Linked DNA regions of Homo sapiens: region 2 is linked to region 1. A link is a loop called in an ENCODE intact Hi-C map of the cell type or tissue named here. Cell type or tissue: heart left ventricle. All regions are shown on one strand. Each heading gives the region's core, and the rest is flanking DNA. Links, peaks and the distances in the headings are about the cores only.

Region 1 (5,388 bases), core at 121-5,120:
CATCATGCACCTGCTTTCTGCATTTGACCCTGTTCTCCAACAAAATCCAACAACTACTGTGGCTCTGAAAATGGCCACATGCTCTCCTGTTTCTTTTCTTTCAGTTTTGATACTTTCTCGACCAGAGGCTTTTTCCTTGAAACTGGCAATAATTTCTTCCCTTTCCTGTTGCTGCACTCCCACCTGTCTTTCGCTCCTGACACTGGTAACTCTGAAAACTCCTTTTTCTGGGTCTGAAAGCTCCTTGACATAACCATATTACAGCAAACACCACCTTGTTTGTCTTTGCCTGTCTTCTGCATTATACTCTGGGCATCTTTGGGTTAGGGACTGCTTGTCTGCCTGTATAATTCAGCATCTGTGGTATGCCTTTGTACATAAGGAGAAGCTCAGTAAATGCTAGTTGGGTGAATAAAGTGGATTAGAGATGCTTGTGGCTCAAAACGGGAGAGGATGAGAATCCAAAACTGTGTGCAGGTTTTGTAAGAATATGTTGGGGTCTTCAGATTTTTTTTCCCTCCTCAATTTGTAGAGGCAGTGGCTCTCCATGCTGATGCTATTTCTTGTGGCAGTGGCAGTCCTGATGACTCCTGGATTGCCTGGCACTGCTTTGTGTTCTCTAAGGCTTCCCAAGACCAAGACGTGGTCTGCACCCTGACAAAATGTACAAGGGAAATGGGCACCTAAAACCAGGTTATAAAACCAGTATATGATGGCGAAATGCAAAATTGATGGCTGCAGACAGCTCTGAGAAAGGAGAAAAGAATCAGGAGAGGAGGGGTTTGGCAAGTACCTTGTGGGAGTTAAATCTGAGGATGCTGCAAGGAAGTCATTTTCTCTTCTAATCGGCGGTAGTTCATTTTCCAGAGTGTCTTAGAGTCTGTTCATAAATCCTTTGGTACCATTTTTGTTCACTCACTGGAACAACCTTTTTACCCAGAGGTGATTTGTCTGTTTGTAGATGCCTGTTAAAGGGTAACACCTAAGGGAAGAGATTGTGTGATCACTCAGAAGAAATGATAGGTGAAAAATAATGAGTGTATCTGACTTTAATTCTCAATTTTAAGTTAGCTTTGTGGGATTTAAAATCTTTATTCCCAGCCAGGGGTGGTGGCTCATACTTGTAATCCGAACACTTTGAGAAGTCAAGACAGGAGAATCACTTGAACCTAGAAGTCCGAGACCAAGCTGGACAACATAGGGAGACCCTCTCTCTAATATATATATATATATATATATATATATATATATATATTTTAGGTGTATAAATATAGATATGTAAGTATATAGGAAAAATGTATAAGGAAAAATGTATATGCATTTTTCATATATATATGTGTATATATATGTATATATGTATATATATGTGTATATATATGTATATATATATGTATATATATATGCATTCATTCCAGAAGTTGTTGAACATAGAATATTTTTTAAGTTTTATTATTTTCATAGTAGTTAAAAAATGCTAATTTGATTTTTGGTTAACTAAAGTTTCAGAAATGGTTGTGAGTATTTAATGTTTGTGTACCTGATGATTTATTCTCCCTCAAATTCAGTGATTCTCTCAAGTAGGTAAGCTCATTCCTGAACAGTGAAGGAGGAAGGAACTCTATACACTTGGAAAGTAGGGTGAAGTGTCTTCTCCTTTGATCAGGCTGTGTCAACATTCCCTTCTACCAATGTTATTTTCACTTGAGGGTTCAAATTGCCACTGTTTGGCAGGAAGGAAGAGAGAACTCTCTTAATAGAATGTGATTTAATATGTTGAATGACAATTTGTGCTGTGTCAGTCTGCTTGGGAAAAGGATTAGAGGCAGTGTAAATGATCTGCTCTATCTGGTTGTAAAAACATTTCAGGCATCTTTCAAAAGTAACATTAAACCCCTGGTCTCCAGTTCCCCAAAGTTGCTTCTCATTGACAGGTTTCTCTCGGTAGGAGTAAGTCAGGGAATAAACCGGTCCCAGACTCTCCTTTGCTGCTTCTGCCATGTCATGCCTTGCCCAACTGTCAGGGCACACAGCCCAGGGAGGACTGAGGGCCTGGGTCCAGCCTCCTGCAGCCAGGGAGCTGCTGGCATCTGACTTGCTGTGAAGGTGATCCTGTTCTGCTTCAGAACTGATGACAGTTTGCTATGTCTAGCTGAGCACTGAGGGCAGCCGTCATGCCAGGTCAATGTTCAGGTTTACTCTGGACTCCGTTCTGGGGTTCCATTTGAGATTCTCTTAATTTTGAGGGGAGTCATTGCTCATGATGAATGAAAGACACAGGGAGGGGCTGGGGAAAGCTGGAGGCCAGCCCCTCGCGTCACTTGGGCTCTTTCACAGAAAAGAACTGGACGGAGTTGAGCTCGCTGGGCACAGGGGATGATGTGGTCTTTGTTCCAAAGTGGATGGATCCCAGAAAGAAAATACATTAAAAGGAAATCATAGCAGTGGTCTACCAGTGGGTTTTGGTCCATTTGCCTGAAAATTGGCCCTTCTATTGGCGCTGAGTTTCTCCAATTAGCTAAACGTTTTTTGTGGTGAAGCGCTGTGGAAAAAGTGGCTTCACTGAAAGAGCAATCATAGTCTTCTAGACTTTATAAATAGACTCAGACAAGAAGAACTGCCCTGTGGAGATACGGTTCATCTCTTGCTCAGCCATCTCCCCCACCCTCCCCGGGAACACACTTATGAAATAAAGAGCTCAGAAAACTCTTCCTTGGAGTTTCAGTGGTACAGTTGGTTAGTGTGCAGCACTTAAACAGAAACCTCTTCTTAACAGAATGTTCTGCACAGTGTCCTCCAGGGGTCCCCCTCAATACTCACCATAAACAATTTCTTCTTCCAGCCATCACCACCATCTCTAACTCCTGCTTGTCTGGATTCAGTTGTTCTAGATCTCCATTTCTGAGATTTTCTCTCTTAACCCTTAGTTGTAAGCTGGGTCAGGAGTCAATAATAATTATTTTGTACAATCAGTTTTCAAGATTCCCCTGGAGTCTGGGGAGCTAGCTTAATCAGAGCCTGGAATTTCTCTTATGCTTCGTTTTTAGGAGAATTGAAATCCATCTGGCTGGGTGCAGTGGCTCACGCCTGTAATCCCAGCAATTTGGGAGGCTGAGGCAGGCGGATCACCTGAGGTCAGGAGTTCGAGACCAGCCTTAACATGAAGAAACCCTGTCGCTACTAAAAATACAAAATTAGCCGGGCGTGGTGGTGCATGCCTGTAATCCCAACTACTCGGGAGGCTGAGGCAGGAGAACTGCTTGAACCTGGGAGGCGGAGCTTGCGGTGAGCCGAGATCGCGCCATTGCACTCCAGCCTGGGCAGCAAGAACGAAACTCCATCTCAAAAAAAAAAAAAAAAAAAAAAAAAAAGAAATCCATCTAAGATGTTTTTTGAGAGCAAGGTCCTTGCTGTTGCTGGTGTTCTTGCTTGCTTTGTTTCTAGGACCTGGGAGTGAGGAAACGTGAAGCTTTAATCAGCTACAAGCTGTTGGGGGCTGGGGTTATGGACCTCTATGTGTGTCACATTTGCTTCCATAGCAGTTTAGGACCATCACCTATAAAATTAAGGCCAAGTCAGTGCCATCTTTGTAGAACATTGCTGCCTCTGCAGGGTTGCCTGGAGCAGTTAAAATTTAATGGGGACTGAGGATTAGGCCAAAGGGCCAAGCCTTGATGGGTGCAGATCAGGTGCATTTTATGGTAGCTGGGAGGACTGTGAAAGCAAGAAGACCAATAGAGGGAAATAACTGCTCTTGTGAGCTCTCTTGTCCGTCTTCTGCATTTTCTACCCAAGCCCACAATGTATACAAATATTATACTAAACATATTTAATAAAATGGTCCCCTGTGAATGGATACATTGTGCAACTCATTTAAAAAAAAATTTAGCTTTGGTTTAAATTCATCGTGTGGCATTACCACAAAAGCCTAACTCTCTTGTAGTACCCTCCCTGATATCCAAAGGGAAATGGAAGTTTGTCTATGTGTGGGATTTTAATGTTGGGGTATTAGAAATTATAATCCAAGATACCAGCTCAGTAAGACAAGTCCCTTTTAGAGTTGTCTAATTTATTATGCACTAAATGGCAACTGAGAATGACTTAAAGAACCAATAGGTGACCAGAAAGGAAGAGGTTGGACCCCACAGGGCTGGTGTGCTGCTTGGAGCTATTCTTGATTTCATTGGTTTATACCTGGACTCCGTATAGTGAGGAAGTCATTGTGGCTGCCATTATGCCTTTTATCTTCCATTATCTGATTTTGATCATTGTGTTTTCTTGTAAGGAAAACATTCCTCGCTGTGTATTATCTGTGGTTTATTTTAAGCATCTTTGATTAAAAAAAATGTAAAGACAGGACACCCAGATACTGTCAGGCTGAACTGTAAATGTAATTTTATCATTTGATTGACTAATCAAGTAACACCATATAATTATTAGTGGAGTTTTTTCTTCTCCAGGTATTTGTTTGATATTCAATGCTTTTTTTCCTCCTAGGTGACAATCCTTACCCTTCCAAGGAGGACACCCCTACCAGCAGTCTGGACTCACTTTCCTCCCCGTCTCCCGTGACTACAGCTGTCCCTGGGCCTCCTGGACCAGACAAAAACCACCTTCTGGCAGATGGAGGGAGCTTTGGAGACTGGGCATCCACTATGTAAGTAACCGTGCTTCTGTTGGGTGCTGAAGGGTGGAAGCCCTGACTTTGTTCATTTTAAAGTTTCCATGAGCAGTGACCTGTGGGTGCTGAAGCCATTAGATCTAGGAGCCCTTGTTTTCTTATCAGAAGGGCCACCAAAGGGAGAAGGGTCCTTAAAACAGAGCCTTCCTTGAATACTGTCTGTGTTTCTAGTATGGAAGGGGTAGCTGGATGCTATGTCAAATCTGATCGAAGTTCAATTCCTGGGCAGTTTTGGATTCTGCAACGGAAATTTGTTACTGTCCCACCCAAGATGTTTCCCCACTAGTTATGCAAACTTTAGAGATGTGAGAATGCATGCTGATGGACAGACTCTTGAAACTGTCTGTAGAATGATATTTTACTTACATGAATTTCTGAGAGCATTATGCTAGCATTCTGCTCTGTTTTGCTCCATAGCATCCTGCAGAGTTGAGACTTGATGGTTGACATTTGATTTTATCTTCTCAGTTTGGTTTAGTGCCAGGCATGTGCAGATCAGCTCAAGTATATTAGGACAAATAATATTAATACAAATAAAGTACCTTGAACCTGTGAGGGCTTGTCTGGCTGTGTTGACCAAGGCTGTGGAGTAAAGGCAGGATGGTGGTGATGTGGAACCCAAAAGGGCATCACGTTTCAAACAAGTGCTCAGAGAAGAGAAAACTCCAATAATAATTACAAGGCAATACTTGATTAGTCAATCAAATTTT
Region 2 (5,388 bases), core at 320-5,319, 52 kb before region 1:
CAGATGAAGAAGGCACCCCGTCCTTCAGGTCAGGTCTTCATGGTGCAACCTCATTATCTCATTTGAATTCTTACGAATGTCTCCCAAATTCAAAACATTCAGAAGCACAAATGCTGCATTTAGTTAGTGATAACCAGTAGGTAAGCGTTTGCACAAATCTCAGTTCCTGTATCTTTGGAATGGCAAACAGTAACATCCTACCTAACTAAACATTTTGACGAATGAATGTTAGCCAGAAAATGGCTAAACTAAGGGCTAACAGTCTTAGCTCAGGCACACTGGGGCATGACAGTTCTAGTTCTGCTAGACTTCAATTAATCTTCCAATTTCCAAGATAACTAAAAGTCAGAGTGGGCAACGTGGCCACTTGATGAAGCGGGCCTCTACAGAGGGTCCTCCAAATAGGAGTCTTTCGATGGAATCAATCCAAATGCCCATGAGTGGTAGACCAGATAAAGAAAATGTGGCACATATACACCATGGAGTACTAAAAAGAACAAGATCATGTCCTTTGCAGCAACATGGATGGAGCTGGAGGTCTATTAAGTGAACTAACATAGGAACAGAAAATTATCACATGTTCTTACTTATGAACAGGAGCCAAACATTGAGTACATAGGGACACAAAAAGGGAACAACAGACGCCGAGGTCTACTTGAGGGACGAGGGAGGTCGGAGCACGAGGATCACAAAACTGCCTATTAGACCCTGGGCAACATGGTGAAACCCTGTCTCTACAAAAATACAGAAAAACGGGCCTGGTGTTGTGGTGCATACCTGTGGTCCCAGCTACTTGGGAGGCTGAGGTGGGAGGATTACTTGGGACCAGGAGGTCGAGGCTGCAGTGAGCCATGATCACACCATACACTGCAGCCTGAGTGACAGAGAGAGACCCTGTCTCAATAGAAAAACAAGAAAAACTACCTATTGTTTACTATGCTTTTCACCTTGGTGACAAAATAACCTTTACACCAAACCCCCGTGACACACAATTTGTCTATATAACAAACCTGCATGTGTACCCCTGAACCTAAAAAAAAAAAAAAATAAATAAAAGAAAACAAATAGAAGTCTTTCCATTAGGTCTAGGGCCCGCTTCTCTGGGTATGTTAGCGGTCCTTAGGGCCACGTCTTTGTCTGGAGATTTACTGGAAGGACCCGTGAGACTCTGCATTTAGTTGCACTCACAGTTAGATTGAAGGCAGCCCTGTAGTGAGAATATGCAGCCAGATCATAAGAGAAAAAGACACAGGTGGCATCTGCAGCAATCCAAATCCACATCCCGGCTTCCTCATGTTTTTTCCCAGGAGGGGCCTTACGGAGCTTACTCTTCCCCAGCAACAAAAATGTAGCCCCAAGTGGATGATGTTTCAGTCCAAGAAAGCCCAGGTATTAGAGACTAAGTGCCCAAGGTTTTTGTTGGGAGATAGTCACATGCGCATCCTTTACCTAGTGTGTACCAAAATTCCAGGCTCCCAGAAGGCGAGGAGGTATTCAGCATGACAACTGCACATGCACAGTTTTGTACAAACAGTTTGGGCACATGGGATACACCCTAACCATTTAGGGAATGTTTTATATCAGTTTATAGAACTGTGTACCAGCCAAGTTCCCAGATGCCAAAACAGGTCCAAGTTTGCAGGCAGGCCTTTCTAAGGATAGTAGGCTCAGGCCTGCTGTGTTTACTCTTTTTCTGCACGCTGAGTACCTTTTAACTGCCGTAGTGAGGAACTTAGGAGCAGGGAAGAGGATGACATTCTGGTTCTCCTGCAAGGATGCTGTCATAAAGATTCATAGCCTTTCCTCTTTTGCTTTGGCAGGGTCTCCCCGTTCTATAGGTGAAGTGCGAATTGTCAGCCACATTCAAAAAGTGCAGGATTAACTTCAGTGTGGAGCCTGGGAATCCAGAAGAATGTGGCCATTACGGGTTAAGGAAATTACAAGCCATGCAGTCTTATGTCACTGGATTAATTTGGCACAGGATGAAAAGTCCCTCAAAAGCGCTCCTTGTTTTAGCTTTCCAGTTGGTTGATTTCTCTTTGAGAGTGACCCTGGAGGGCAGAATCAGCTCTGTGAGCTTTCTTTCTCCTTCCACCCCTAAGCCTGATTGCATGCTGTCGTTCGGTCCCCACATTTTTTGGAGAAGCCAGGTGTTGCCACGTTTGTCCTGCTCTCTCGTCTACATCTGGTCAAACTTCCCCCTTCACACTGAGTCACACTGACCACCCCTCCCAGATCTGCTCCCTCTATTTGTCTTTTGGATTTTTCTCTAAAAAGCGTTTTATTTTGTATTTTTAAATTTAATTTTTTTTGTGGAGGAGTCTCGCTCTGTTGCCCAGCGTGGAGTGCAATGGCGCTATCTCCGCTTACTGCAACCTCCGCCTCCCGGGTTCAAGCCATTCTCTTGTAGCCCTCCTGAGAGGCTGGGATTACAGGCGCCCACCACCAACCCCAGCTAATTTTTGTATTTTTAATAGAGATGGGGTTTCACCATGTTGGCCAGGCTGGTCTTGAACTCCTGATCTCAGGTGATCCACCTGCCTCGGCCTCCCAGAGTGCTGGGATTACAGACGTGAGCCATTGCACCTGGCCGAAAAAGCCTTTTAATAAAAAGGTTTAAAACAATTTCTAGACTTCTGCCATCCAGTATTAGTGCCATTTTCCTCCTCCCATGAGCCATCTTCAATTCATTTAAGATGGCCATGGAAGGTATGAGCTTGTACCACGGGACTTTCTACTTAAATAATGAAAGACACCCATCATCTATTGTTTTGCGATGCTCTGGTATTCAGCCTTCTGCCTGAATGAAGAAGAAAGTAAGAAACTGATTGGAGGGTGTATTGAAGAAGGCACCTCTGTCTTTCAGGACATTATTAGTCATTAGTCATTACTACTTCTTATGCAGATATTTGTAGAATTACCTTCTTTCTAATATCTTACCTATGCATACCTAATTCATAATGATTTGGGAGCAGGGTTTGGCTTTTGCTTTTGTTTATATCTTGTTCTTTCTTGACCAGATAGTGATGAATTCTTTTGATTGTCATGCAGTATTCTGTAAGTTTTTCTTGATATGACAGAGATACATTTATCTAGAATTCTAGAGCAGAGTCAAACCTAATCATTGGAAGCTCTAAAGATCTGTACTCTGCCTGGAATTTGCTTCACAATAATTTTAAGGGTGGGAATATAGATGAACTAAGATTGGTCATGAGTTAGTAATTGATTCGGCTAGGTGATGATGTATGTAGGAGTTCATTATATTATTCTTTTTCCTTACATTTATGTCTGAAATTATTCATAACAATAGTTAAATGACCTGATACTTGTTGCTAGCATCCTTGTATACAATTATTAATTTATTCAGCAAACATTAAGCTGCTATGTGAACAGGTACAAAAGATTAAAAAAGCATGTCATGCTTTCTAGAAGTCCAATATTTAGTGAGAAAGTCAGCTGTGCAACTGTGACACAGTAGAAACCCAGTAGCATGGTCTGGAGATCGTCTGAGTTTGGACCTACAAGGAGCCTGTCGTTTGCTTTGTTCAAAGCCAGGTTAACACCATTTCTGCAATTTAAAGACTTCGTGTACTAAGCATTTATTTGTGAGTCAACATAGTTGTGTCTTCAGAAGATTTACCTATTCCATTCACAGTAGTAGGCCTGCAGAGGATATAATGGATATAATTATGAAATACAAAACTCTTTTTCCTAAGCATTCTAGTCTGCTTGGGGGAGAGGGTAGGCATTAAAGGCTCAGTGAGGAGCTGGTGTTTCAGACATGGGCAAGCTCTAGTTCATGCAAACCGTGAATCAACAGCCAACCCTGAAAGGGTAGATAGTATTGATGTATCTGCAGTTTACAGATCAATGCAAGAAAATGAAGCTTGGAGAGCTGAAATTAACTTGCCCAAGGTCACACAGCTTGCTTTATTCATTTATAGCCTGACTTCTTCCAAAAGGGATTTCGGGCAGCTAAGCCACACAGTTAGAAAGTTCCTTGTGGTCTTTCTACTGTCCCAAGAAAAACAAGGCTGTATTTTTTTCCTTTTGAGCTTAAATGATGCATAGTGTTTCAGTCAACATTACTACATGGATGGCTTCAAGTTTAAATTGCACAAAAGTGCTTATGTATGTCTCTGTTGGAATGTGTGGGAGTAAGAAAGGAAATCCCTGTATTTGATTTCATAAAGTCATGAGCTTTATATAGTTGCTTGAGCCACACATGCCGGTGCCTGGCTGTGTGCACAAGAAAGTTCTTGTTAATCCTTGCACAGCTGGTGTGGTGTTTGTCGTCATTATTACTTATTCTTAATTACCAGAAGTGCACATGGGCTACAGATTTTAGCCTGTGCCAAAGTAAATCTCTAAAGTAGTTGGATTAATAGGTTATGGGGAAGATTTATAATCCTTTGTGAATGATACTAATTCTGTATATGTTCATATAAAGAAACAGTTGACATCAGAAACTCAAAATGTAGATCGTAATCTCAATGTTATTCTCAATATCCATCTCCTGTACTCTTTAATTTGTTGCTGAATCAACATTGCTTTATTCGTAGATTGAAAATGGAATTTATTTCTAGGCTATCCCATTCTTAGGCAATTGTCTGTCTTTCTCTGCCCCAGCAATACGTAAAAGTTGAAACATTCTCCTAGGAAAGGCTTCAAATACTTGATTTCTCTGGAATGTCATTTATGTTTAGGTGGAAATGGGGGGAAATGACCGCTAAGAGGATTAGTCATTATTTTCATCATTTAATGAAGGAATTAGATTATTTGTGCTTAATGTGCTAATAAGCACAGAGTAAGCTGTACTTATTGATGGGTCGACGTGGAAAGGTCCTCTGAGTGAGAATTGTTTCTTGTGTGTAATCGTATTATTCTGTGGTTCCCGCAGAACTGTGTTTCTAGGGCCACAGACAGATCCACAGTGTAACTTTTTTGGAAGTCTATGTGTTTTTATCCACATTCTATGTAACTTAAAACCCTTTTACTTTATTTTATTATTGAGATAGATCCAAACTGTTATAAATTGTTTTTCATTCTCCATTGCTACCCATTCTTGGCAGCCTTCCCATTCATTCCTCTAGGTCAGTGATAACCAGTTTTTATGTTTCACATCCTTTTGAGGATTTGATGAAAAATAATCCACTTTCTGAAAACATACCAGTGCGTATACACCATTCATATACGATTTAAGGGCACACAGTACCTCCAAAGTCTATGAATAGACTTGGTTAGAAACCCTGGCTCTAGGTGAAAACAGCAAGGGTGATATTAAAATACTGTAATAAAAATATGTGATCTACTTACAGTGTGGAGTGTGGGAGGAGTAGGGAAGCTTATCAAGTTAGAGCTTGCCACATGTTACCGTATATTATGTTT

The links. Peaks named below come from ENCODE experiments on the same cell type or tissue, not always from the same donor. Only the 100,000 strongest peaks of a DNase experiment are listed, where the experiment ranks them.
Region 2: it touches region 1 in a loop (2.9-fold over the local background); 11 of 110 quality-filtered maps call a loop at or near these places.

Annotation. Positions count from the first base shown.
Region 1 is chr4:148,042,398-148,047,785 of GRCh38, forward strand. It overlaps ARHGAP10 (Rho GTPase activating protein 10), which reads left to right. Exons shown (of 23, transcript NM_024605.4): 20 at 4,495-4,654. Among named protein-coding and RNA genes, the nearest start is that of MIR4799, 260 kb to the left of the region's middle. In heart left ventricle, for the core only: a CTCF peak has its summit at 2,793 (motif pointing right); a DNase peak (open chromatin) is centred at 2,054; H3K27ac peaks cover 2,610 bases.
Region 2 is chr4:147,990,114-147,995,501 of GRCh38, forward strand. All of the region lies in intron 18 of ARHGAP10 (Rho GTPase activating protein 10), which reads left to right. Among named protein-coding and RNA genes, the nearest start is that of MIR4799, 210 kb to the left of the region's middle. In heart left ventricle, for the core only: no CTCF peak of the experiment used is centred there; no DNase peak of the experiment used is centred there; H3K27ac peaks cover 1,007 bases.